Linked DNA regions of Mus musculus: regions 2, 3, 4, 5, 6 and 7 are each linked to region 1. The links are chromatin loops, found by intact Hi-C in ENCODE. Cell type or tissue: left cerebral cortex. All regions are shown on one strand.

Evidence for each region. Hi-C counts contacts between places; a loop is a spot of excess contacts. Peaks named below come from ENCODE experiments on the same cell type or tissue, not always from the same donor. Only the 100,000 strongest peaks of a DNase experiment are listed, where the experiment ranks them.
Region 2: a loop joins it to region 1, with 2.1 times the contacts of the local background. A loop is called at or near these places in 2 of 42 quality-filtered maps.
Region 3: it touches region 1 in a loop (2.4-fold over the local background); 2 of 42 quality-filtered maps call a loop at or near these places.
Region 4: it touches region 1 in a loop (6-fold over the local background); 10 of 42 quality-filtered maps call a loop at or near these places.
Region 5: it touches region 1 in a loop (3-fold over the local background); 4 of 42 quality-filtered maps call a loop at or near these places.
Region 6: a loop joins it to region 1, with 2.8 times the contacts of the local background. A loop is called at or near these places in 2 of 42 quality-filtered maps.
Region 7: a loop joins it to region 1, with 2.4 times the contacts of the local background. A loop is called at or near these places in 2 of 42 quality-filtered maps.

What each region holds. Positions count from the first base shown.
Region 1 is chr10:68,272,746-68,276,745 of GRCm38, reverse strand. All of the region lies in intron 2 of Arid5b (AT rich interactive domain 5B (MRF1-like)), which reads left to right. Among named protein-coding and RNA genes, the nearest start is that of Arid5b, 4.0 kb to the left of the region's middle. In left cerebral cortex, a CTCF peak has its summit at 1,702; DNase peaks (open chromatin) are centred at 922, 1,287, 1,666, 3,307 and 1 more place; H3K4me3 peaks cover 1,654 bases; H3K27ac peaks cover 2,118 bases.
Region 2 is chr10:68,540,960-68,544,959 of GRCm38, reverse strand. Cabcoco1 (ciliary associated calcium binding coiled-coil 1) reads left to right here and starts at 3,085. Exons shown (of 8, transcript NM_028491.1): 1 at 3,085-3,213. The coding sequence starts at 3,103. In left cerebral cortex, a CTCF peak has its summit at 2,208; DNase peaks (open chromatin) are centred at 2,155 and 3,067; H3K4me3 peaks cover 960 bases; H3K27ac peaks cover 1,116 bases.
Region 3 is chr10:67,910,204-67,914,203 of GRCm38, reverse strand. Zfp365 (zinc finger protein 365) reads left to right here and starts at 1,542. Exons shown (of 5, transcript NM_178679.2): 1 at 1,542-1,833. In left cerebral cortex, a CTCF peak has its summit at 1,557; DNase peaks (open chromatin) are centred at 1,513, 2,535 and 3,577; H3K4me3 peaks cover 2,699 bases; H3K27ac peaks cover 2,530 bases.
Region 4 is chr10:68,190,104-68,194,103 of GRCm38, reverse strand. The region is part of intron 3 of Arid5b (AT rich interactive domain 5B (MRF1-like)); the gene reads left to right. All of the region lies in intron 1 of Gm51770 (a long non-coding RNA gene), which reads right to left. Among named protein-coding and RNA genes, the nearest start is that of Gm51770, 41 kb to the right of the region's middle. In left cerebral cortex, no CTCF peak of the experiment used is centred here; DNase peaks (open chromatin) are centred at 329, 929, 1,860 and 2,067; H3K4me3 peaks cover 867 bases; H3K27ac peaks cover 2,647 bases.
Region 5 is chr10:68,463,414-68,467,413 of GRCm38, reverse strand. The region is part of intron 5 of Cabcoco1 (ciliary associated calcium binding coiled-coil 1); the gene reads left to right. Among named protein-coding and RNA genes, the nearest start is that of Gm32872, 64 kb to the left of the region's middle. In left cerebral cortex, a CTCF peak has its summit at 2,294 (motif pointing left); a DNase peak (open chromatin) is centred at 2,290.
Region 6 is chr10:68,553,884-68,557,883 of GRCm38, reverse strand. No RefSeq gene overlaps it. Among named protein-coding and RNA genes, the nearest start is that of Cabcoco1, 14 kb to the right of the region's middle. In left cerebral cortex, no CTCF peak of the experiment used is centred here; a DNase peak (open chromatin) is centred at 2,405; H3K27ac peaks cover 103 bases.
Region 7 is chr10:67,899,611-67,903,610 of GRCm38, reverse strand. All of the region lies in intron 2 of Zfp365 (zinc finger protein 365), which reads left to right. Among named protein-coding and RNA genes, the nearest start is that of Zfp365, 11 kb to the left of the region's middle. In left cerebral cortex, a CTCF peak has its summit at 2,150; a DNase peak (open chromatin) is centred at 38; H3K27ac peaks cover 3,092 bases.

The sequences.
Region 1 (4,000 bases):
CTGTTGTTAAATGAATGGTTCGGTGCTGAACTCCTCCGGGGCCCTGGAGCTGCCAGCCCAGGCAGAAATTCCTGGAGCTGATGGAGTTGATTGCACTTTTGGCCTTGCTAGCTCACTCCCTCTCCCCCGGATCGAATTACCCCTCAGTGGTCCGCGGCTGGTTAATTAAGGGAGTTCGTCAGAACCTCGGCCCAGGAATCTGCCTTTTCGGAAATAAGCTCCGCCCTCCTCCCGGCACACACCCCTCCCCCGCCCTCCCCGAAAAGCCTAGGGTGTAAGCATTCGGCTTTCCGGGCTCCGCCTGCAGCCTGACTAAGGTGGTGTGTGGATGCAGAGTGGGACCCCTGCAGCCCACCAACAGGTTGAGCGCCTTCCTCCCCACCCCCCTGGGCTCAAGCCCCTCCCCCGACCCAACTTTGCTGCGCAGCTGTCTTCCTTCTCTCCCTCCCCCTTCCTGATTTCTTATTATTTGCTTTTCAAATTTATTACTTCAACATGGCCTGTGATCTGGAGAAGGGAAGGATTAAATATCCAGAAAAGAGCTGGTGCCTAACAGACTTCGGACTAAACCCAGGAGGAAATCATTCAGTGTTTTATGGGATATTTGTGGTCACTCTTTTTTTTTTTAATTGAAATTGGAATATTTGTTTAAAAGACCCCGAGTTGACCCCACTAGGTCCTCTTTAATTTCTGTTGATGTAACTAAACGGCAAATTCTGATTTAAGAATAAAATCCACAGACGATCCCATCTGTCTGTCAGAACTGTTGACAATGAATAGATACGTTTTTTAAACACACGATCTCTTTTTAATTGTTCCTTATGGGGAGTTGTAATGATCTAGGCATTTCGTATCTACTGTATGAGCCATACCTCAGAAAATTAATCTTGCCATTTAAAAGTAAACTCTAGGGGGTTTGTGGAGAGAGGGCGGCTCTATTTATAATCCTCAGCTGCTTATACATAGTCTAATATTATGCATGATTTGTTTTTTAATGTTAACACGGCTGGTAATTAGCTGTATGATTATACTTGTATATTTCATTAGGACTTCGGCTGATGTCATTGTGAGTTATTCAGCCATATTAAAACAATTTTCAATTGAGATAATGACACGCCTCAAAATTATGCAAATGGAAGCTGCATTGTGCAAAATAATTATGACAAATGGAAAGCAGGTAGAAAGTTTCCCGGTGCAGGATCGGTTTTCCACCCGGGTGATGTCATTTCCCCCCTGGCCTAAGTCAGACGTTAGCAGAACAGCAGCAGCCAGGCTCCTGGGGAGGAGAGTCACAGACCAGCATTTACTGCAGGCGCCTTGAGGGGGCAACAGGGCCTCTCATTAAGAAATTTGCTTTGTTTTCGCCTACTCGATTAACTTGTTTATATACATTGAAATGGTTTTTATTATTGATTTTAAATAGTTTTGAGGGATGCCTTTGCCGTTGCTAAATGCAGGGGAATGTTTTCTTGGTGTTCAAGAACATTTCATCAGCCAGCAGAGTTTATTTTAAGTAACCAAATGGAGGTTAATAATTTCCTGATTGAGCTGACATCGGCACCTATCTGGGAAGGACGACCAGGATTCTGGGTACTCTCTATTGAAAAGAGACGTTCTGCCTTTTTCTGATTTCTTGAAATGGGAAGACGTCAGTTCTAAAAGCAGGAACATGATCATTGTGCGAGTTTAGAAATAGCGTCCCTGTGTGGTTCGCTGTGATTTGCAGCAGATTTTTTTTTTTTAATTCCACATGGATCTTTGCAGTCAATGCAGGAGACTGGGTGGTACAGGATTGTGCCTACCCATTTTATAGATGGGGACAAGAACATGCCAAAGTCATGTTGCCTGTCAAGTGTGGCCAGTGTCACCCAGTCCTTCCTAAACTTTCAGCTTGCCTCCTTCAGTAAAAATCTATTACTGAAATATGAAAACACATCATAGTAGATTCTAGAAGCATGCACCATTAAAGGCAGTCCCTTGATCATTTTCAAACGAGGCTACTCAATCAACTCCCAAAGGAGATATTCAGGGTTAGAAGATTTTATTCTATGTAGTTCAAATAATCCTAACTGAAGCTATAGAGCAAAAATATTTTCATAGTTATTAATAATTAGCTATCGATTGGTTTCCAGGGTGATGGTGACATCAGACATTGCCAGTGCTGGTAACCTGAAGTGAGGAAAGGCACTTGCAAAAGAGGTACACTGGAGGCTGAGGTGGCTCAGTGGATGAAGCATCTACTGGGCAAGCATAAGGAACAGAGTTCAAATCCTCAGAGCCTCATAAACTGGAAGCAGGAACCCTAGCTTGAGATAGTACGCAGCAGTGAACAGCACCTTAGACAAGGTAGATGTTAAGAACTAACCCTTGAGGTTGTCTCTTGGTTTCCACAAGCATGCTGTGGTGCACTAGTATGCCATACATCCAAATGCACCTCTCTCTCTCTCTCTCTCTCTCTCTCTCTCTCTCTCTCTCTCTCTCTCTCTCTCTCTCTTTCTCTCTCCCTCTCACACTCACACTCACACACATGGGGGGGGGGGAGAAAGAGAGAAAGTGAGAAAGAGAGAGAGAAGAGGCACATTTTTATTCTACAACTTAGCCTCAGTTTGACCTTAGATAACTATAAGAATCTGAGCCTCAGTTTCTTCTCCCAGAAAATGGGAATAATACTAAGAACTGAAAAATTTGGGGGAAAATCAAGACACATTATAATAGGGGAAAGCGCTTTAGATATTTTAAAATTCTTAAAATGAGAAGGACTCAGGGTAAGAATATTATGAACTTTTTTTAAATTTTATAAACAATGGCAAATCATAGTAACATTTATGTGGATTTCGTTGGATCTAATGATGATCCTGTCTTAAGTCAGCATGGGAGGAAAGAGCAAGACACGGGCAAGGAGGTAGTGTCCATGGTAACCACCCTTGATTGGCACATGTGAGCAGTAGCTCTTCAGGGAAGGACATGGCAATGTAGGTGGGTAACTGGTCCTGTTACTGGGTAACCTCTAATCATGCTTATTCTCAAACTGCTGAGTACTTAATCTATTGGCGGTTGGCTTTCCAAATGCATGCATGTGCAGGCTTGGGTTTTTACATGAAGGTTTGTTGATGGCCTGGAACTAGGAATGGGGAAGGTTAAGCTAATGATGTCATTGAGTCAAGACCAAGCACGCCTGGGTGTTTTAGACTCCAGCTTGCTTTCAGGATTTCTAACAGTCTATAGTTGTCATCATCCAGGATACACTGAAAGTCGTGGTCCATTTAGAAACTGCTTCAGAGATGCTCTACTGAGAGCCGCATAGCACAGTTGGAATTGGAGCCAAGACTTTGAAGACTTTCAACAGTCTCGCTCAAATGATATAACCGTGGAGAATTTCTCAAGCATTCTGTGTCTCGCTATTTTTATCCATATATGGGCATGTGGTATCGACTTCCTGGGATTGTTTTATGGACTAAATGAGCTATTATATGGTGGAAAGGTACTCAGTGGATAGATAAATAGTGATTGTCTGTAATCGTTACCATGAATATTGGTATGTGCTTTTCTCATTGGAATTTGAGTCCTCCTGGCAACTCCTGGGTTACTTTGCTACAAATCCCTCCCTGGTGGTTCTGGTTCCTTCCACTGGGGCTGTTTTTTCTACGTGTGTTGAGCTCAGCTGTGTCATCACAACAGAATATTTCTTAAGAATTTTTATTTTGCTACTGAAAAATGTTACTGACTGGACTGGCAACATTTTTCAAAGGATTACCTGATTTGATCATACCTGGGGCAGGCAGATGTGTTCTGGAATCTAGATGGTCTGCCTTGGGCTGTCTTTGTTTTTGCAAAGCCCTTAAGGTGATTGTAGAGATCTCTGAGTCTCCTTGACTTACCTTGCTGTCCTTAAATGGTGCTCTGCCTTGCCCAAGACTCAATTTTTTCATTTGTATAATGGAATTGCTGATCTTGAATCTACTGAGGAAATCAGAGATGATGATTTAAAAAAAAAAAAAAA
Region 2 (4,000 bases), 270 kb before region 1:
ATTAGAGTCAAGAACTGTCTGGAGAGAATGAACCTCAATCGAAGACTTGCCCACATCAGACTGGCCTGTGGTCTTGTCTGTGGAGAATTGTCTTGGTGGATGGTTAGAATGGAAGAGCCCAGCCCACTGTGAGTGGCACCATCCCCCAGAAAGTGGTTCTGAGATGTATAAGTCAGAAGAAAGCAGACTCCAGAGAGAAAGCCAGCAAGCTGGGTCCCTCTGTGTTCTCCTCTAGGTTCTTTGCTTCAGTTCCTGTTCAGACTCACCTCAACAATGGTCTGTAAACTAGCAGTGTAAACCAAATGAACTCTTTATTCCCTTACCTTACTTTGTAGAGTTTTTTTTTTAATCATAGCAACAAAATGCAAACTAGGATGTTATCCTTGCTGAAAACTAAACAGATGAGTAAGGGAAATGACTTACCAATTAAATAACTTTGTATGTGTTTTCCTTTTTATATCAACCAGTCTTGCATTATTTCAAAGACTGTCTAAATTGGAGCTCCAGAATTCTGGTTCCTCTCACTGTCTTTAAAGGGTGGATGCAATGTTTCTGGCCCGATCCAATAAAGAAGTTCACTAGAATCAATTGCTCAGTTGAAAACCTCAGGAATGACAGTGTTTGGATGCTTAAGACTCTGTGAATCTCATCTGTGCCATTATTTCATCTATTGTTGAAGAACCTGACTGATGCATAACATGAATCAGGGAGAATAGTCTCATAAAGACTGACATGGAAATGTTTAGCTTTTATAAAAAGAAACCTCGAGGTCTCAGGATCACTGTGTTTGGTCACATAGTTCTCTGCAGAACCATCAATATTCATCATCACATTACCATCTTCCTGTGCCCCTGGGTATTTCTCTGGGGCTTCAAAGCACACCCTTTCTTCAAGAAGCAACCTATACTCGAATTAGCAAACTTCTAAAAAATACTTCTCCTCGCCACAGGTATGGAGACTGGAGCACTCTCACTATATATATAGCAAGGGTCTACCATCCCACATTTTGTAAATGTGCCGGTAGTCAGAGAACACTAAAAGACATAATATAAATGACCATAAACTCCAAGGTTGATGCTCCCCTTGCCTTTCCAGTACTAAAACAACCTGGTAAGCTGCAGGCTTCACTTAGAAGCCTATAAGTGCAAGAGAGGCCTGGTCAGGAAGCCTTAGCTGAGCCTGCCAGTGTGATGTCTTCCTCACTGGCCTGTCTCCCCCCAAAAGTGGGAAGCTAACATCAGCCCAAAGTCCTGCAAGTCAAAGAAAGCTTCAGGCTGATGGGTTTTCAACACCATTCTATATCAGGAGGTGGGGTGAGGTTGGAGTGAACAATCTGCCATATAAAATTAAATGACCTCCTCCAAACTCACTTCTCTATAAATTATAATATTGGATGTATTAAGGTAACATTTGGAATTTCATGTTTCCTGAGGTACCACTCATGTCAATGACTCCATCTTTAGGGCAGTGTTCCATCTACTTCTGGGGTCCACAGTTAGAAATAAAGCTGTAAAATTGCCAAAGAGAGGGCAAAAGAACTAAAGGCCAGCTAAATCCGTCCCACGGTCGGAGGAAACCACAAACTACTCTTAGGAGAAATAAATGTGTTTGCAGTTTAGCAAGCACTAAATTGCAGGAATGTGAGCCATTCAACTTCACAGAAGGTGGCTAGCTGCATTCCATTTCTTTGGAGTAAAGATCAAAAGGAAAAAAAAAAGAGAGAGAAAAATATTAAACACTTTAATGAGTTTGGAAGTTGGTGGCTCATAGTAAGTCTGGCAATAACTATGAATTGACTGTATTTTCACTAATTGAACACATTCTAAAATCCTTTTAAAGTGGGGTTAAAAGTCATAGCCATGTTGTTGAGTTAATACTTTGTACTGAGAACTCAGTCAGTCCCTCGAAGAGTAAAAATTCCAAGGAAAAGCGACATTACAACCTGCTTGAAGAGATGGAATGTCTGTGAATTAAGCTACAGATGACTCTTGAATAGAGGTGGGCTATACCAGGATTTGGGTTGTTTAAACTACGAAAACACTTGAGGGACAGACATGGTTATAAAGCTACGTACAAGAACATGTTAAATTTTCTCTGAAAGGCAACTGGAGAGAAGCATTCTGATTTGGTAAGCTGGTGGCTTTGCACAGCATGTATCCAGCCAGGAAAGTTTAACACAGACACCAGCACTGTGAACACTAGGAGGTGACAAGATCCCCTGAACATTTCTAATACAATAATCGGTTTGATCTCTTTGGAAAGCTTTGAAGCCGTTAGGGGTTGGGATTTTGTTGTATGCGTGGAGGAACCGACCCCGTAGTGTATGGATTTGACAGTAAGCGTCTTGCGTGGGTAGCAGCCTCCAAGCAGGTAAATGTATGGTGCATCCCGCAGCCAAAGGAAGCATTGAATAACCAAAAAATATCCAAATATGTAGGATCGGGCTTGTAGCTCAGTGGTTAAGGTGTTTACCCAGGACTCGGGTGACACTGGGTTCAGTGTGTGCTTGCATAAATTGGGTATGGTGCCCTTGATTGTAAGCTCTTGGGAGCTGGAGGTAGGAGGTCAGCAATTCAAGATCCTCTTCAGCCTGGGCTACCAAGGTGGAGTGGGTGGAGGGAGGCTCTTCATACTCCCAATCTAATACCTCCTTGTTTAGAGTCTTTGTATTATGGAAATTTCAAACAGTTGCTAGAGGAGACAGTGTTCTAACCCCACCTCTTCCGCAATTTTAATTCACAAGTCCATTTGCCTCTCTCGGTATTTTGAAGTAAGTTGCAGATTGCCCCTTCCATCACTAGCTAAATATACACCTCTAAAATTAGAGTCAGTTTTTCCTACTGAAGACCACAATGCCACGGATCAGACTTTTAAACGTTATAAAAATTGCTTAAGATCAACCATTAAGAGCCAGAGCCCCCAAATCGCTTATCGTCTCCCTTTTAGAGTTAGCTTTCTGTGTCAACTCCAGAATTGCTTCTGAAGTAAATTTCTCAGTTTCCACTGTAATTCGAGCAGCAGGTGGCCTCACGGGCTCCCGTGAGTGGGCGGGGCCTGAGCTTCGGTTAGGCGTCACTGCCTCCCACCACGGTTGCCTTGGCGATGAAGGCTGCTTCCTCTAAAGAAAACGTGTCAGGGTCGTCCACAGGATTGACCTCCTGGGCGTTGACCACCCCTGGGGTGTCGCCAGTAGGCAGCACTTCTGACTCTGAGGTATGTGTCCCTTTCCGGGAAGTCCAGTACCGGGTCCTTGGCTAACACCAAGGTCACTCAAGGTCAAGGTCAGAGCTGCCTGGGACTCAAGCGGTAAAGGCTTGCAAGCTGATCCTTGGGGCAGAGGTCTCCAGGACCCCTGAAGCTCACACAGACCCTGTGAGCTTACTCTGGAAAGTTCCAGGCTCACGCAGCCTCACAGATATGCAAATCTTTAACTGGAAAAACAAAAAGTAATCTCTGATCTTAAAGGGGACCCGTCCCTTTTTGCAAGTGCCATTGATTGACTGGGAAGATCAACAACTGTTCAAAGGGTGTTAAAGATTGCTGCTTTCTGAGTGAGTCATGGTTAGTTTCTGTTGTCACCTGTCCCTGTCCCAGGAGACAAGACCAAACACCCTGAGCTGAGAGTCTGTTCTCTGCCCCTGGCCTCATGGCTCATAGTGAATTTGTCCCTGGTACTCCAGGGACCTCTTGGGTAACACAAGGTCATCTACCACCCCCTCCTAGCACCAGCTATCAATGTGTGTGGAGCATTAACTCATCGTGACCCTAGACTTAATGCTTAAAGGGTTATTACTATTGCATTTTCACTTATTTGTGGGTGGGTGGATGAAAGTCCCAGTCCCAGTGCTCAGTGTGGAAGTCAGAGGACCACTTGATGGTTGTCCATATGCGTCCTAGTGATGAAGGTCAGGTGTTCAGTTTTGGCAGAAGGTGCTGCACTCCTTGCTAAGAATTTAACCGCAAGTGCATCAGCTAAGCCATCTTTTTTTTTTTTTTACTG
Region 3 (4,000 bases), 360 kb after region 1:
AGAGGATATAAAGTGGTTTTTGTTGTTGTTTTGTTTGTTTCAACTCTGTCATTGTTTTTTCTTTGATTGTGGATATGTTAATACAACATTTTGTGTATTGAAGTAGCCAGAACTACATATGCATCCAGGAAAACCCAACATGCCTTACTCCCTTGTGGCTCTGGTTGTAGGTGTTGGCTTTGTTTTAAAGTCACCGACCCTCAGCTCATTGTGAAGTAGCCATGGCTTTTCACTGACATCTGTCACACTGGCCTACTTAGAGGTGAGCTTTAAAAAGGTATTCTTAAGGAAGAGTTATTCTTTTTCTTTTGCACCTGAAAAGATTTCCCTCCTTTACTTTCATCTAAAATCATTCTTTATCGAATCATTCTGTCACGATGCAATTTAATATGGAAATTGTATTGATAAATGTAAAATATGGTTTAATGAAGAATGTGATAATATTTATGCCATTGTTAGAAAAAAATGGCCCTAGGAAGTCTTCGCGCTTCACCTGAAGTGGAGACATTTCGGGACCAAGCAAGGCAAACAAGTTGCCTCAGTGTTGGGAGAGGGCTGAGTTCTAGACGTTGGGTCCCTTGACTCTCCCAGGTCATACTTAGCATCCTGCCCCAAAGGTAGTCAGAATTAGCTTCCTGCTGTTCAAGATGATGGGTGCACCCTGACTCTTGGTTGTGTGCAATGCACACTCAGACCAAACTTTTTTTTTCAGCTTAATAAACAGTTGGAATAAACGTGCTCAATTTAGAGAGTGACCTAAGATAGTGACCGCAAGAAGCATAACATTTTCTGAGAGAGCAAGCCTCTGCGCAGCTGCCAACCCCCGTTTTGTAGGAGTCACTCTCTGGTACTGCTTTCCTGAATTTTACAGGCGTGCACCTGTCATCAAAGTCTTAGTATGAATATCAGTGAAAGAACGTTGACGACAGCCCAGCAGCTGATTCGAGCAGTGTAGGTCCTTTGCAAGAGCAGTATGTGCTCTGAACTGCTAAGCCATCTCTCCAGCCCCTTAAAAGCAGGTTTAACAAAATAACACACACACACACACACACACACACACACACACACACACACACACACACACACACACACACACACACACACATCCCGAAATTTCAATTAGGAAATGAGATTTCTCAGAAGCTAAATCTTTCCTCCACTGAGAGACTAGTGTTGGGGGCATCCTCTCAGTGAGGAGGCCTCAGGGTTTGGCATTTATGTTTCTTAACTTCTACACTTTTATTATCTTTAGTTTTGTTTAACTTAGTCCCAGGACACTACTACCTTCCACGGCTGGAGTAAGCTGGTCCTGTGCCCCCCCCCCCCCCCCGCCAGGTTGCCTGGATGAAGTTCTAATATAAATAAATATCAGAGCCTTCCTGCTGGCAGCTCTTTCCAGGGGCTAGCCAGCTAGGCTCCATCTTCACGCCCACTTTCGCCGCCCCTGCAACTGGGAGCACTTGCCTGGGCCTGTAGCAAGACTAGGCTGGGCAAGACTGGCACGTGTCCCCGCCTCCCTCCCCAGGGACCATCCTGCATCCCTCCCCGTGATGTCAGCGGAATCCTGAGCTGGAGTGAAGGGAAAGGCCCAGGATCTCCCGCTAGAGGGGCCCCGATGGGGTGGACCCAGGGGTGGCTGCCCGGGGCCGGAGCACCAGCCTCGCGTCCCCGGGCGCCGCCCCCGTGTCCCGCCCGCGCCACGCTCCGCCCCGGTCGCCGCTCGTCCCGCGTGGGAGCCGACCCGGCTCAGCCTGATTTACGGCTCTGCTGAAAACCGCTCGCACGGCTCCCGCAGCATCAGCACCGGCGGCTGCAGCGGCAGCAACAAGTCCGGTAAGTGGGCTCGGCTGGAGCCGTGCGCCCGCGCCCCCTGCTCCGCCGACACGCGGGGAGGTGGTCCCGGATGCGCAGCATCCTGGGGAGTCGGGACCGTTGGCTTCCCCACAGCCACTTGCACGAACTCGCGTGAGCACGAATCCACGCAGTCACCAGCGGGAGCGGGGGCTAGGAAAGCCGGGACCCCCACGCAGGTGCTGCCCAGCCTGCCCAGCTCTGCACAGGAAATCGAAACCCTTTTTGCTAACCTGTGCCCTAGGTTTCCGCTGGGCGGATGAAAGCCTTTTGCTGGGGGTGGGTGGTATATCTCGTCTCCCCCATCCAAACATCCCCCCCCCCACTGCTGCTATAGAATCCTCTCTTCTTATCCCTGCACTCCATTGCAAGCATCTTCAGCCCTAGGCTGGGCCAGGGTTTGCATCCTATTGACCAACCCAGCGCAGCACAGGAAGGTTCTCCTTTGCTGGGGTCCAGAGACTTTAGTAACCTGGAAAATGTGCCTGCCTGGCGGATCAGGCACCATTTCTATCTCAGCATCTGGAGGCAGATAAGGGTGTAACACAGACACTTCACTCTAAGATGCACCCTAAGATCCGGGCTCCTTCCCTGTGGGACCCAGTGCTCCTTGTTGCCATTCTTGGAGGAAATAAGTACCACGACCCTTGCAAAATTGGGTTGTAAGAGTCATCTGTTGCTAGGGCAAAGGGGATAAAGATGCAGAGGCAACAAGAACTTCCTGTTTATGGAGGAGTTATGCTGACGCCCACCTGGTTCCAACACTCTAGAAGTTGTCGCGCTAAAAACAGCATCAGAGGCAAGGCGCATCCACCCAGAACATTCTATTAGCTTAGGATCTTGGCCACGGCCCTGTTTATATCAAATAATACCGGACACTTCGGGTTTCCAAATTTCAAAAGATCGTTATTGTTATGTTAACGCTTTGATGTATGTCATCATACCAGTAACTAAAAATATTAACGGCATGAACAAACCAAGATGACAAGCAGACGCGTGTCACTAAACCTGATGAATCAAGTTCAATCCCCAGGACACACATGATGGAAGGAGAGAACCCATTCACACAAGTTTTCCCCAGCCTACACACACACAGACAGAGTCACTCACAGAGTAAATAAGGAATGCTATTTATTAAAAAAAAAATCTAAAAAAACATTTGGTTGAAGAATATTCAGCTCTTGATGTGTTTAAAGCCACTGTGCTTAGTTTGATCCATCCTTCACAGACTTGAAAAGAGACTGCCAATGGACTCACAATTTATGTGCGACCCGTGTCTATGTAGCATGCCAAATTCAGGAGGGCAATAAACTTGAGTTCTGTCTCTGGACCACTCTCCTTCCTCTCCGGGGCTTTATTATTTCACCTCCTCTCTCTAGCTTTTCATCTGCATATGAGCGTTAGCCACCTTTGCTAAGCTAGGCTGTTGCTGGATTAGAAATTCAGGCCCTAGCATCTGTATCCCACCCTGCAGAAATACCATACAGTAGAAGCATCAGATGATACAGAAGAGAGTAGATGTAGCTGCCTTTGACAAAGGGGTTTAGGTTTCAATTTCCACATAAAAATCAACATTAAATATTATATATGAAATAGTTGCTTTAACCCAAGAAGGCTGAGCTGATGTAGTCACTATGGAAATTAGCCTGGAGGTTTTTCAGGAGACTGAAAATAGAAATATCATATGACCCAGCTATACCACTCCTGGGCATATCCCCAAAGGACTCTATATTCTATTACGGAGATACTTTCTCATCCATATTTATTGTTGCACTGTTCACAGTAGCTAAGCATTCGAGCCAGCCTAGATGCCCGCCCATCAGCATAAGCACAGATAACGAAAACATGGTGCAAATATAAAATGGAATTTTATTCAGCGGTTAAGGAAAATACCATCTGCTTGGTATTTGCAGGAAAATGAATGGAACTGGACACCATGTTAAATGAAATAAGCGAGACTCAGAAGACAAGTATTGTGTTGTTTCCTCTCAAATAGTGATCTTAGAATTTAACTTCTATTTTGGTGTGTGTGTGTGTGTGTGTGTGTGTATGCATTTTTTTCGGGTGATTCAGGGCATGTAAGAGGAACACTGGATAAACAGGTCTCTTAAGGAAAGAAAGGGGGAGGGTAATAGAATATATGTGACTT
Region 4 (4,000 bases), 83 kb after region 1:
CAATCGCAAGAAGCAGTTCACATCTGCCTACAACTTGAGGTCCGGTCCAGGCAACCGAATGCCGTCTTCTGGCCTCTGAAGACACCTGACACAGGTGCAAAGGTGCACACAGACAAATAAGTGAAAATAGCACAAACGGTTTTTATTAAGAAGTTAACTTGTTTGAAAGGGAGGCAAATTTGAGGCAGGTCAGGCCCCCTAGGTTCCAGCATGTGATCTCCCAAGGCTTGCACTTATTGTATAATCCCTGTCTTGTATGACATTTAGATTTGGCTGAGATGATCATATGCAAATGACATGCAAAATTCTCAAGATGGAATTCAAAAAGACTCCCGAATGTGGCTTTTTCCGCTGTGGCCTTTTGGGAGGACCAAGGAGGTGGAGCTGACTGGCTCCCCAGTGGCTTCATTTGCTACTTAAGAGTGATGTCTGCATTTGGTTTGAATTTAGCTTTGTGATGTTGTTTTCTTTCTAGAGAGACGAAGCAGTGTCCAGGGTAAAAAGCTGATATTCACATAGCAATACCTAATTTTATGTTTGTGTGTCTGTTTAAGCTATGTCTTTTGATGCAGCTGGCTACAATCCTGGGTTATGTAGTTAAAATGTTCTTTGTTCCATTTGCAATCATGTATTCTTTTCTTTCTTTCTTTCTTTTTTCTTTTCTTTTCTTTTTTTAAAAACTTTTCCAGTGATGTTTTTGTTGCCTACCCTGGGAAGATCTGTTTTTCCATTTATCAAAACAAATGGCAAGCTAGGGACCATTTAAAGTCGTTTTCTTAGTTAATAAAGCCAATCTCCTTGTTCTGTTATGTTAAAAGTACATTATATTTTTATTGCCAGTTCTGTGGGCCTGGGTCTGTTTTCTGTCTCAGCAATCTCAGGCAGGCTGCCCCACTCACTCACTGTGTGGAGAATTACAAAATGGTTACAGGCAGGTCAGCTGACTTACAGTACCAGCAGCCATTCTCAAAATAACCACAACAGTCCAAGCCTGATGTATCATTTACGTCACACACTGTTTTCCTGAAATCGTTTGTGGCCTTTTCATTTCTATTCCTGATAGAATCTTGCTCTTGGTCCCTTTTAATCAGACATTTAATTTGTTTTTATTATTAATATTTTCCACTACATGTCTTGGCCTGCCTCCAGTAAAACAGCTCTGATGGGCGGGGAGGTGAGGGGGGGTTAAACAAAAAACAAAAACCTCTTCCTCCCTCAACTATGGTTTTGCTGCAAATGTGTTTTGTCCTTTGATGTGTCTGGACTGGGAGAACTAACTCTGAAGCCTTGAGAGAGATTTGGAAACACACTGAGGGCACCCCACATCAACACATAGCCACAACCAGGAACTGATAAAGTTGATGGACGACTTTGGAATTTTAAAACGGTTCAACGAATTCTGGCTATTTAGTCACATAGCCTGCCTGCATATTTTTCCCCCTTTTACAAATGTCTTTTCTGTATAATGTCTTGTAATTAGAACAGGAAGTCATTGAGTAACTGTAAGATGAATAAAAAGCACTTAACACTGAAAGGAAAATTACCTTCCGAGAAATTATATTCTTTTTTTTTTTTTTTTGCTCTCCACCCTGCATGTTACAATGTTGGTAATGATAGTAGCAGCTGTAGCTACCCTTATCTGTAGGATTTTTGTGCTTGGGTTTTCTGAAATTAAAAAAAAAAAATCATGTTCGGTAATAATCAAAGACGAATGGACAGGAGATAGGAAATGCCTAATTATGACAAATATTCTGTCACAACAGAACCGCAATTAAATGGAAACGGTGTAATTGTCAATTGCAGTAAGGGCTGGACGGCTGCCAGGTACGCAAAGTTGAGGGCTTGCCTTTAGTTGGTTGCTAGGAGCAGGCAAAAAGTATAAAGGTTTCAGAAAGGAATGTCTCCTGTCGGAAAGGGACTGCAGGCTGCATAGATCACTGGGCAAGCCCTTCCTATTGACATGATGTTGCTTAAATTGTTTCAAAAGTAGACATCGGTGGTTTTTTTTTTTTTTTTTTTTTTGTAACTCTAGCAAATTCATCTCTGCTTGGGGGAGGGGACCAAAGAAAGGAAACTGTAGGTTGTCTGTGAAGCAAACCCGAAGGACATTGTGTTTCAAACCAAGGCTCCATACAGATTTGGAATCTTTTAAGTGAAAAAAAAAAATCTTTAAATGTTTGTTTCTGTTGGCCTCCAGACGCATTTGCCCTAATACGATTACGAGAACGAAAGGGCGAAATACTTGGCAGAATTTTCAGTTGAGGTAATTAGGCACAGGAAAGGACATGCATATTTTTTCCACCAAGCTTCTATAAAGTACTAGTGTGAAGGGTTTTATGAAGTTTTTTTTTTTTTTTGGTTTCAGGCTTTCTGATGTTAGACGGTGATTTTTGGTAAACATACAGGGTGATGTTTCCTAAACAACCCCCACCCCCACCCCTGCCAGGAGGATAAAATTATGTTTCTGCAATATTATGTAAGAGATGAAAGCAAATTTCTCTCCTCTAGAATGGATGTTTTCAACCTCCTGCACATTTGGCCACCATTAACTATTAAGAGAGAGAGAGAGAGAGAGAGAGAGAGAGAAGAGGGAAAAGCATTATGGATATTTGAAACTCTACGCTCCAGTAATTTATTGTACTTGACATTTCATGCATCTCTTTATACAAAGACAATCTGAGCAACTCACAGGATGAATGCTCGCCCCGCCCCTCCCCCTCCCCTCCTCCCACCTCCCTTCCACACCCCGCCCTCACTCCCCCCACCACCACCCCTGCTCCCCGAGAGAGACACACACACACACACACACACACACACACACACACACACACACACACACGCCATGAGAGCCATGGTGTACAGCTACTGTTTGACAAGTCGAGGTGGAGTTTCGGATTATAATTACAGTTTCTCTGTGGAATTCCATTTGGGAGTTTGAAAAATATATATAAATAAGTGAAAAAAAATGACATTGAGAGAGGTTAACAAAACGTGTAATTATGACATAAGCACGGGATTAGAGCCATTTCAGTGGAGCATTACAAGATCTGTACTTTAGGTATTAACTTTTAATAGGCCAAGTTAAAGTTCTCTTTATTGAAGTTGAAATGAGGTTTAGTCATTGTGGAACTCTTATTCCCTTTGAATATTTAATTTAAAGCTAAGCATGTTCACATTTTTGGCTGGGGAGGAGGACCCAAGAAGTGGGATGACATTTTAATAGACTATCATAACCATTGTTTACAGTGCCAATCTTGAGTACCAGTCTTTTTCTTTTTCTTGTTTTCCTTTAGGCAGATTATATTCTACTGAATAAAAATCAAGTAAAAAAAAATGTGTATTTAACCCAAGGAACTAGAATGTTCTAGAAAAATACTCTGTACGGTTAGTTCCGAAGTTTCTTGTCTGATGTGGGTGTGGTTGAAAGAAAATCATTGTTCTGAGAACACTTTGTTTGTCTTTTGCTAAACAAATGTGCAATTTATCCATTCTTTGTTCACAGATTTCTCTACTAAAGTCTCTTGTGAAACCGAAAGGGGGGACTGCGTTTATTGGTGGCTCTTGTTGCATGTATCGGAGTATTTATGAGTCTATGAAAGGAGAAAGGAGGCATGGGTCTAGCAGCAGGATTTCTGTTAAGAATTCTTGAAGGGGCCATTTGCTTCTATTTGTTTCTCTCCGTGCTGTTGGGAAATAGAACATGCCAGCCATTGAAGAGTTTAATGTTCTTATGGCTGTGTGAGAGGAAGCTGATTTAATGTAGAGGCTTAGGAAGTCGTTAAAGGATCATAGAACTTAAGATCTGCAAGGCTCTTGCGAAGTCTTAACGTCCATTCCAGCTTATGCGCTCTTCTTTTCTTCATTTCTCCTCCCTGGCGGGCTCTATTAACGTCTATAAGGGCTGAGGGTCTCCTGGGCTCTCTATGGTTTATATAAATATGAAAAGCAATTCCTCTGGGAATGGCTAATTACAAGGTTGGATATTTGCCTCCATCCAAAC
Region 5 (4,000 bases), 190 kb before region 1:
TCACACAATGATATGAAATCTAGTGGAAGCTGACTCAGAAGTTGAGTTAGTTTGACTTCCTGATGTCAAGACATTTCATAACAATGACTCTCTTAAGATTTTAAAGAAAGAACTTGTCTCATGAAGTTTCTGATGAACTGGATTCTGGGTAAAGGGGAGGAGGCATCAGTCAGTGATAGAACACTTCCCAACCCCCAGCATTGCACAATAATAAAATATTATAGAATATAAACTAGAATAAACCTACAATAAAAAATCCAAAGAAAACTGGCTAAGTGTGGTTAAATTATTAAAGTATCTGACTACATAAAAGTTGCCAAATTTACAGAACAGTGTTTTAAATAATATGATGTGTAAGCACTTACCTAAGTTGTCTTGTATTTTTAAATCTACCTTCTGAATTATTTATTGACATAAAGGTCTATCAGTAGGAGCTAAAAAGAAAAGATATTAAATTTAGTCACTGTGGCTCAATTCCCTGGGAAAACAGTGAAGTAGCATTTTAATTACCAGCAAATTTAATGTTACCAACCAGGTGTGAACCATTGGAAAGTCCACCAGCCTCTCTACCTAAGCAAGTGTTTTCATGAGTATGATATTTTTAATTTTTTAAAAAATTATTTATTATATGTATGATATCTCTGTGTATAAAATATATGTGTGTTTATGTGTGTGGGGCATGTCTGTATGTGTTTGAGTTTGTGTATAGTATAGTGTGTGTATATACTTTGTGTGTGAATGTACTTTTGTATGTGTGTATATGTGTGTGTACACTTTGTGTATATGAATGTATTTTTGTATGTGTTTTCCTGTGTGTATGTACACTTTGTGTGTATGAATGTATCTTTATGTGTCTCTCTCTGTGTATATTGTATGTGTGTGTATATCTCCTGTGTAAATGTGAGTGTTTTTTGTATGTGTGTTCATGTGCTTGTGAGTGTGTGTGTGTGTGTGTGTGTGTGTGTGTGTGTGTGTGTGTGTGTGTGTGTTTAGGTCAGAGGACAACTTTCAGGAGTCAATTCCATCCAACGCATGTTCTGGGGTTGAATTCAGGGTTGTGCATGGCAAGGGCTTTTCCCCACTGAGATATTTCTGCAGGCTCGCTTGTATGAAATCTTGACAGCATCAGTTTCTAATAAGGAATGCAGACCCCGAAAGCTGTCCCATTTATACTGCACTTATGTTATTTTGTTTCAACTACAAATTCCTAGACTATCAAAGCTACCAACATTTGACTGTAAGGCAGTTACATCCTACCACAGAGGTTCTCAAAATACCCAAGGCCCCTCCTCCGCTTCCTCTCCATTGTTAGGATTAGTCCACATGACATTTCTTTGAGCAAAATCCATAATGAGATGAATAGTTTTCTTACTGGAAATGTGTATGTTATATAAACAGTTATTGGAACCATATAATCTATATCGATATCCACCAGGCCTGGTCCTTCTCAGATTTAATGAAGCTGTCCATTCAGTGTGGCTGTCTTGAGCTTACAAGGCTCTGTTTGTCTTCAGAATAAGGCCAGGCTCACAAAGACACATGGCAACTGCCAAGATCATAATTACTTTTATATTGATTTAAATCTAGTAAAATATTAACATTTCTTATCTCTTAGAGGATGGTTTGAGAATATACTACCAAAATGTGAGTTATAAAAAGGCTCATTTTTTAAGTCTGTAATTTGGGCCAAATATCTACCACAAACATTGTAGTGTATGTTTCCAGAATCTTTATGTCTTAGAGAGAGCCATTCAACAATTTATATTTTGATTCTGTTCCTATATTTGCTAAGATTGATTTACCTATCTACCACCTAGTTAGCTAAACATGCCATTATAAGTAATATATATCATTTGAAAATAATGTGATCTATGCAAACAACGTATAAACACATCCTAATTATAAGTAATAAGTGCACTTTTGTGATGTCTCCAGGTTTGATTAATTAGCTTGTTCTAACATATACCAGCCATTTTAAAGCATGCTGTAGCTTTGACCTGTTTAGCTTTTGCTTCATTTAAAGCATGCAGCTCACCCATTTTACTGTGTTTTAAGATAAAATGTACAAAGACCACATGCCTCCCAAAGAAAGATTAAATTACTTCCAGTCGTTTTAAACCGATAGACAAAAGCAAACTCACATGAAACCTATCATCCTGAGTTTTGACAACATAGAATTTTCCAGTTCAGGGAATACACACTCTATCTGAGACACTTCATCAAAACAGGGATAAAGGCCGGAAGGGCCTCAGCAGCTGCAGCTTGCAGCAGAGTCGCACTATGGCGCCCTCCTGTGGAGGTTTGCTCAAAGATTCATCTGCCTGCCCTTGGGAAAGATTTTCCCCCCATCAGCAAAAAATCAAGGCATTCAGAATTAAGGAAATTCTATCTGGTTGAGTCATTCCTTCCATTTGTAACTGGGCTTTGAGCTGCTTTTCAAATCCAAAAACCATTTACGGTACCGAGGATTTGCAGATCAACATACACAGAAGGGAGTGAAGCTTCTCATCTTTATGTCTTAATTATTTCATTGAAGTAGCTATCCCCCTTGATTTTAACTTAATTAAGAGCTAAAGGGGGCAACCAGAAAACTCAGGCCCTGAAGCAGGAAGATAAATTCTTCAGTAAAGACATATTTTTTTTAGATTTGTTCAGTTAAAACCGGTTTTGTGTTAGAAGCATAAAGACTATAGATTTGTAATCATAACAAAGAAAGAACAGTGAAGTTTAATTTGATTAGATTGTGTATTTATTTATATTTATTAAATATATGCAAATGGTGACCATTAGATTTTCAAACCATTAAATTTTTAGCTCCACTTGGAAACTTACCTTTTTCACCCAGAATAAATCAATGTCATTTATTAGATGTCTGTCCCAAAATGATGGGTCATTTATATTTTCTCACCAAAACTGATCCTCCTCCTATGCTCGATATTCTGGGTATAGAAATGTGATCTATGTTGTATGAGACATATACACACAAAGACATTCACATGTGCCCCAATATCTCTGCACTTTTGAAACAAATTTCTGAATAGATCTCAGTCTGTGCCGGATCCCCCACCTGATGCACTAAGCCTATCTTTCCTGCTGCATCTTCTCTTGTCCTGCTTCCCTGTGGAACCTTTTCAAAGTTATTAATGCTGAAGACCTCTACTAACTACTCAAAACTCAAGGCTTACCCTCTCCCCCATAGAAGTTAGGAACCACCAGAGCATGGTTGGGTCACCGCCAACCATAAAATTATTTTCATTGATACTTCATAACTGTAATTTTGCTACTGTTATGAATTGTAATGTAAATATCTGATATGCAGACTAACTTAGGCCACCCCCTGGGAATCCCCAAAGGGGTCGCGACCCACAGGTTGAGAGCCACCTTGGATCTCTTTAAGGAGGGGGATTGACTGAAGGGAGCTCAGAGAAAAACAAGAAAGCTATCCGCAGCATTTGACTTTACAATACAATGGATTTTTTTTTTTTTTTGGTCTCTGCATGTAAATCTCTTTAAATCTGTCTCCTGCAAATGGAAATGGGAAAACACGGGATTTTTAAAGCCTAAATGTCTGTAATTACAGACTATTAGGTGACTGCCGCGCTCATAACTTGAGAAGTGAGCTCAGCTCTGTCTGAAGCCTTAGCCATAATCAGGAGATTATAAGTGAGCACATCCACACTACACGTGTAGAACAAAAATCTTCAAAACAAAAATAGCATGAGAAAGTGTGTGGCGGAGTTGGGGACAGTGTCAGCTTCCTTCAGTAAAAAAATACCTTAATTAGTAGGACCAGATTAGATTAGAAGCATAATTGAGAAATTCAACCTACCCAAAGAGTCACCAAATTGGGGGGGGTGGGGGGGGAAATCTCAGAAAAAGAAGGTTGGCAGGTTGGGGAGTGGCAGGGAGGGTATGTTCAATTATAATACACACTGTATGAAGATATTGCTGTATAACCCAGTGCTGTATACATTGAATATATGCAATGAAACTTAAAATA
Region 6 (4,000 bases), 280 kb before region 1:
GAAGTAGCTGCTAATGTCCCTAGGTTCCTAATTACCATTGACATTGTGGAAGAAACCCAAAAGGCTAACAGACTTCTCTCAGGGACTCAAAAGATGAAAAAGTAGGGGCTGGAGAGATGGCTCAGCGGTTAAGAGCACTGACTGCTCTTCCGAAGTTCCGGAGTACAAATCCCAGCAACCACATGGTGGCTTACAACCATCCTTAATGACATCTGACACTCTCTACTGGTGTGTCTGAAGACAGCTACAGTGTAGTTACATGTAAAAATAAATAATAAATAAATCTTAAAAAAAAGAAAAAGTGAAATGCCAGCATTGAGTGCAGAAAAACAAAGGAGGTGAAAGAAGAGAAGGAAGAAGGAGAAGAAGGAAGGAAGGAAGGAAGGAAGGAAGAAGAGGAGTAGGAGGAAGAGAGGGAGGAAGAGAAGGAGGAGGAAGGGGAGGAGGAAGAAGAAGAAGGGAAGGAAGGAAGGAAGGAAGGAAGGAAGGAAGGAAGGAAGGAAGGAAGGAAGGAAGCAAGCAAGCAAGCAAGCAAGCAAGCAAGCAAGCAAGCAAGCTAGCTTTCATTACAGCTGTTAACTGGTCAACAAACCATCTCAAAAATCTATAAATGAAATTCCTAGCCCAACTTCCCACCATTATGGAGATTTCACCATACATTCCAGCTTGTATCTGAACTCCCCCCGCCCCCACCACCACCACCATGTTAACAGGATAGGGGCAGGGAGGACTACAAACAGGTGCATAGGTTATGTCAAGCACATAGATTTTTGTCAGAGTCAAGACTCATGAAAATTAATTGCCCCTGCCAGACCTTTCCAATCCCAGTGAAATCATTTATTTATGTAACTGATAGTGTTGGTCTTCAGCTAAGAACTCTGGAGTACACTGAAGGAGATTTGCTCCTGGTGACAAATGCCAAGTAGGGTGTGTTTATTCATTTGTGTGTGTGTGTGTGTGTGTGTGTGTGTGTGTGTGTGTGTGTGTGTGTGTGTGTTCAGGGCTTTGAAAGCATTTGCTTTTTATAATATTGTAAAATCTTTTGAAGACAATGGTATGTTAGGCAAACACTCGGACAGAAGCCAGAAAGGCTAAAGCCAGATGTGACCTATGATTTGTACATAATTCTTAAGACAATGCATTGTATTCTGTAGGTTTTATAGGGGAGACTGACCACAGGATGCAGAAGCCCTTTCCTGGTATATCCTCCTGTGTGCATGCATGCGTGCATACATTAGATCTCCTCCTCTCTTGTTCTCCACTTTATTTTTCAGACAGGGTCTCCAATCGAACTTGAAGCTCACTGATTACACATGACTAGCTCACAAGAAAACCACAGGGAGCCTCCTGGCTCCATCTCTCACCACCAAGAATATGGAGGGATGTGCCTCAACTTCCAGCTTTTTGTGCAGGTGGGAGGACCTGAGCTCAACACTTAATGCTCCTGTCGCAAGCACTTTATCCACGGAGCCATCCCTCCACCAATCCTTTTGGCAGCTCTTAGAACTTTTCACAGGGTAAACATTTTTCCGCATCAAATTTTTACAAAATCATCTTTAAGATACAGTCACAAACATATTTGCCCGTTTTCTTGCTCCACAAGCACTTTCTATTATTATTTGCACTGTCTGCATTGGCTTAATATGTACGTCCACAGCAATGACTGTCCCTCTGGTGTGGGTATTCCTACCCACTGAGAAGCACAGGAATATCCCTGACACAGCTCAGGATGGTCACCTCTATGAGCCATTTCTAGTGTGTATTATTAGAAAGTTTCCTTATCTTAATTCTATTTTTTTCTGCCCCTACAAAACACCTTTTACTCATTAATCATTTGTTTGATTTATATGAAATGTATTCAGTGGCCAAAACACTTCTGGGCTGTGCATAAAATTTAAGCTAAAACCCAGCAGCTAAAATTCCCCCCTTTAAACTATAATGGAATTACCAAGTTAATGGAGCAGTGTAATCAAGCCAGAACCAATAAATATAATGTAGCCCAAAATAGGCCATGAGAACAAATGCCAATAGATATTGACAATTCTCCACATGAAAGCAGGCCATTCATTACACTGATGCTTATGTTGTCATGGCTTTATCATTTTTACGGTCCAGTTATAGGGAGGGTCTCAGAGCCACACAGTCTCGAGCCTACTGGAAATAAAAGGTATAAACAGCGTTCTGCCTTCCAAAACCACGCTATCCTGGGTGTTAAAAAAAAAAAAAAAGCACACATTAAAGTTCTCCAGAGGGGTTAGTCCATCAAAGTGCGCAGACACCCACTAACGCACAGTGTGAGAAGTGGGCCTTTAAATGCTCAGTAGAAAACACAGGAGTGTGGAAGAAAGAATCCAAGTTATAAATATACTACAGGGGACACTGTGAATCTCTCTCTTTTATTCTTCAGAGGGAAAATATTTAAACTCTCAGAAGGCTGTTTTGATGGATGTAAGCACACAATCCTTTGGAGGGCGTGTAGCTTTTAACTTCTAGAAGCTTCTTAGAAGATCGACTTGTATAAAATGCTCTGTATGCCAAATTCTAGATTTAAGAATGAGGGTGCTTCTGGAGCAGATGGCAGGATGGCCCTTGGCTATAAATGTGCTAGGCTAGGTTCTCTGATTCCCAAACTTGATGAAGAGAGATGGGGGGCGGGGGGGTGGAGGCTACATACTGGCCACATCATCTTTTGGATGCTAACACCCTTCTTCTTGTTTCATGGATGAAGAGACCTAAAAAAAAATTCCATAATGCAAAGACATGGGTTTTGCTATTATATATATAGATATATAGATATAGATAGATAAATAGATAGATAGATAGATGATAGATAGATAGATAGATAGATAGATAGATAGATAGATAGATGTGTGTATATATATATATATGTATATAAAAATATATATAAGGAAAAATATATATATGTATGTATGTATATGTATAAAAGAAATCCTATTGTTTGATCTATCTTTCCTAACAACATTAAAGCAATTTGAGCTTTCCTTTCCAAATTTTTGGCAATGAAGTCAGTACTTAAAAATAGTATTTGGGCTGCCAAGAAACATGGTTTTTTAAAGGGATGATATAAAATGTATTGTAATGAATCACGATTAGTATGTCGTTTCAGGAGATGTGAATACAAATGGTTTCTAGCTAATTGATCTTCTTTCAATATTTCCCTCTTTGAAACTACAGCAGAAAATTGTTAAAATGGAATGACAGGCACACAGGAGTTCATCACACTGTTCTCCGTGCTTTTTTGCAACTTGGAAATTTTCTACTCCAAGGAAAAATAACAGTGCATATTAATTACAGAAAATTTGTGAAGTGCAAATAAGAAAAAAGAAATCACTGAAAGGTGGTGTTTTAGGCAGCATTTCTGTAACTCTCAGATTATAATACACACAAACACACACATAATCTCATTTTACATACAGAAACAATGCACACATATGTCTTACACTGCACCGTTCTCGCGATTTATTATAAATGATTTTTAAGCACCTTTCCTTGCAACCACGTGAAATTTCGTTTTATGGATCTAAGTTGATTTTCTATGTCATGCTCTGATTCCTGGGCATTAACCATCTCTTTCCCTTACAATTAGTAAGAATTGTACACTAAAACTTAAAGGTGGTATTTTTTAGATAATATAACTATGCCTTCAAGATACATTTGAGGAAATAAAATTTCCAGGTCAAAGACTAGGGAACATAATTTTTTTTCTAGGCAGTTTCTCATAAGAAGATGCAGAAATGATATTAATTCTTGTGTCAAGTAAAGATGCTCACCCGCACCTACCACCACCATCCCTGCCCGTGTGAGACTGCCAGTCTTGCAAGCACATTATGAATAACTTGGATTTCATTCACCATTAGTGACATTGTTAATATTTTGTGATGCTTCCTTCATGTTAATCATCAACTTCACAGAATCAAGAATCACCTGGGAGATTGGCTTCAAAGCACACCTTGATCATTTTCATTATACCAGGAAGTCC
Region 7 (4,000 bases), 370 kb after region 1:
GCTTCTCAGCTATTTTGAGACGGCTGCTATGGTGACATCATTTATTTTTTTTTTCTGATGTGATTAAAGAGAACGTCAGCTGGCATTGGAAGTGTTGGAAACAGGAACCTGGTAGCATCGTTGCAGGGTCGTGACGCTAAGCTTCTAAAATATCCAGCTCAGAGCTTTTAACTTAGCTCTCCAGATGCCCTCACCCAGTCAGAAGGGGGCAAATCCCACTGTCAGCCTTGGATAGAGGTGAGGGGCCTCTGATTCCATCTATGATTCTTAGTTTGTGGTTTGTAAGCTAAAGTAGGTAGATGCTCTATTCTTCTCTTGGTCATTTGCTGTGTTCCCAGCAAGCGTGAGGCTGGGAAGATGGCTCAGGATGAGAGCATTCGTGATACAAGCCTGGGGACTACATTCAGATCTCCAGGGACCCACATGAAAAGCTGTGTGTGGACGTACATGTCTGTAACCTTAGTGCTATTGTGGCTTGCTGGCTGCCACCGTGGTTGCAGGTTCAATCAGTGAGAGACCCTGTCTCGAGGGAATAAGGTGGAGGGTGAGGGAGCAGGGCACCCAACATCAGCCTTTAGCCCCTATGCACAAACAGTCATGTGTGCATATCACACATACACACACACACACACACACACACACACACACACACACACACACACACACACAATCTCTGCTGATTCTCATCTAGGAAAGTGACCAAAAGACATCCCTTGAGAGGCAGAGATTGTGAAGGCTCAGAGGGATCTGTGGATCCCACTTTTAGCTCATCTCTCAGATTGGTTTGCTTTTAATTTAGGTACGTGAGTGTTTGTGTGTATCTGTGTTTCTGCACCGTGTGGGCACAGTGCTCATGGAGGCCAGAAGAGGGAGACTGCCCTGGAACTAGGGTTACAGATGGTCATGAGCCACTCTTGGGAACTGAACCCAGGTCCCCTGTAAGAATGGCCAGTGCTCTACTTGGATAATCTCTCCAGCCCTAAGTTCATTCCTATAAATGGTCTCTGTTGTGTTCGGATACACAGACTAATGCAAAAATCAACAGGACATTGAACACATTTTCTTAGGAATAGCATGGAAAAATTTAGAAATCCTGGGAATATTTTCTCTCCAGGTTTCTCCTCTTTTCTCATCCTACCTGAGTAATTAATTTAGAATATAGTATTAATCTGCTTAGAATTAACAAATTAATTTAATTTCCTGACTAGGAAAATTAAAAATTAAAAAAAAATCTTTCTGTCTGTGACATATACACACTTCAGTGAGTGTGTGCAATTGTGTGTGTGTGGGGGGTCATAGGTTGATGTTGGGTGTCTTCCTTTAGCATTTTATACCTTATCTTTTAAGACAGGGTCTCTCACTGAACCTGGAGTTCATCAATTCAGCTAGGCTGACTGGCCAATGAGCTCAAAGGATTTGTCTGTCACTGCTCCTCACCTCAGCATCGGGGTGGCAGCTTTTATGTGGGTTTCGGGGGTCTGAGCTCAGCTCCTCCAGCTTGCAGCAGGCATGTTACTCACAGAGATATGTCCCCCAATCTGCCACTCCCCGAAAAAACTCTTAATAAAAAACTCTTAATAAAGAGCCTTGTTTATTCGTAAAGCCAAAAAAGAAAGGAGAGGCAAGAGGCCACAAAACCAGAGAGAACACAGTGTTTTGGGTGGCTCTCTGCCCTCCAAGTTTGCACTGGGCTTCTGGTGCCTGGAAGGATTCTTTCTCCTTGGTTTGCCTCATGGCTGACATTACAGAGCATCTGAGGTGCTGTGTGATCAATAGTTAAGACTATTTTTAGCTGGGGGTATTTTTATCATTTCATATACTCCTGAATAGGTTCATAAATCAGTAATGCAAAAATGAAATTTAAATAACTCGATTGAGTCTCCCCTTGGGAAGGGAAGCCAGTGTGATTGTTAAGAGTCGAAGACAGGAGTCCATTTTTAGATCCCACCCTACTCCTGATGGAGGTGTCTGTGGTTGATTCTTTGGCTTGTGCCCCGAGACTGACCTGGGAAGGGGCAAAGGGAAGCAAAGGGTTTTTTCCTGTTGTGTGGGATGCTCAGCGAGAGCTCTGGTTGTACATTTGTACTTCATTAAGAATTTGTTAGGTCCCCATTATCTGCTGGACTCCTGTGGACTACACACGGTGCCCCTGGTGGTTAATCCTGATGGTCAACTTGATGGGATTTAGAGTCACCATGGAAACAAATCTCCCAGCACAACTGTGAGGGATTATCTCCATTCGGGTAGCTGAGTGGAAAGATCCATCTGCAATTGTGGGCAGCAGCAGTCTATGGGGTGGGGTCCTGGGCTAAATAAAAAGGGAAAAACTAAACTGGGTACCAGCCTGTATCCCTCTCTGCTTTCTAAACTGTGGATGCCACGGGCCAGCTTCAAGCTCTTGACTCGGTGAGTTCCCCACTGAGGGATGGCACCCTCTGGGACTGTGAGCCAAAATAAACATTTCCTTTGTTAAAGATGCTTTCATAGCGTCTTTTGCCACAGCAAGGCCAGTAACTAATATGCTCCCCAGGTTCAATGTTTGTTTGTTTGTTTGTTTGTTTGTTTGTTTTTTCGAGACAGGGTTTCTCTGTGTAGCCCTGACTGTCCTGGAACTCACTCTGTAGTCCAAGCTGGCTTTGAACTCAGAAATCCGCCTGCATCTGCCTCCGCCTCCCAAGTGCTGGGATTAAAGGCGTGTACCACCACTGCCCGGCCTGACTCAATGATTTTTATGATGAAATGGGTAAGTCACACAACTGGTCTCCTGTGGTGTGTGCCCTGACAGGGTTCTAAAGGGTTCTGTGGGAGTGCACAACCCTTTGTCACTACAATTAGGGGTGTGGAAATGGTTTCTGCAGGGAGACCTTGAGGTTACAGATAGCAGTAAGACAGGGGACCAGGGAGAGGTTTTAGCTGAGAGATCAGCTTGTCACAGGTGTGAATCTGGCTGGGTGCTAAGATGCAGGAAGTCAGAAAGATAAGAAATGGTCTTTTATAGCAAGTTGGAATAGGTGATAGGGGCCATCTGTTGTCGCTCCTTAATAATGTTCAACGAATGCATGCAAATTGTGAATATCATACATGATATATTGTTCACTTCTGTCAGTTTGTTCACCCATGCTATGTGTATGTGAATATGTATGTTTGCATGTGTGCTTGAGTTTATGTGTGCGTGAAAGTGCATGTGTGGCCTGTGTGTGTGTGGTGTGTCTGCCTGTATTTGTGTGTATATGCGTGTGTATTATGTCTGTGTGTGCACCTGTGTGTGTACATGAGTGTTTGTGGTGTGTCTGTGTGTGCATGTGTGCATGTGTAATTTCTCTGTGTGTGCATGTGTGTGGGTGCTTGTGCATGATGTGTGTTTAGTATGTCTGTGTGTGTGTGTATGTGTGTGTGTGTGTGTGTGTGTGTGTGTATGTGTGTGTGTGTGTGTGTCTGAAATCCAGAAGTCAACCTTGGATGTAGTTCTTCAGGTGCCATCCACCTTGCTTTTGAAGATAGTCTTTCACTGGTCTTGGGCTCACAAATAGGCTAGGATGGCATGCCAGTGATTGTCTGTCTGACTCTACCTCCGCTGTGCTGGGATTATAGCCTGGAGGCCACCACACCAAGATGTTTTTATCCCCTGAGCCTTCTCCTCCCTGCACCTACCACTGTCTAAATTAGCTTCTAGGTGTGATGATCACATGACAGTGCATTTTGATTTTTTTCCCCAAGGTTAGCTGCCTTTAACTCATCTCGGAAGAGGTGATCCAAGGGTTGGCAAGTTAAAGGTATTTATTATCATGCCTGAAGACCTGAGTTTGAACCCCAGAATCCACATAGTAGAAAGAGAGAATTCAGTCCTGTGACCCTCACATATTCACTCTGGCATGTACATGCATGTTTGTGAGAATGCACACACACACACACACACACACACACGCAAGTAAATAAATAAATACAATAATAAAAGTAATATATTCAGCTTGCAGAGTTTATGGCTGTCCTATAAATGACT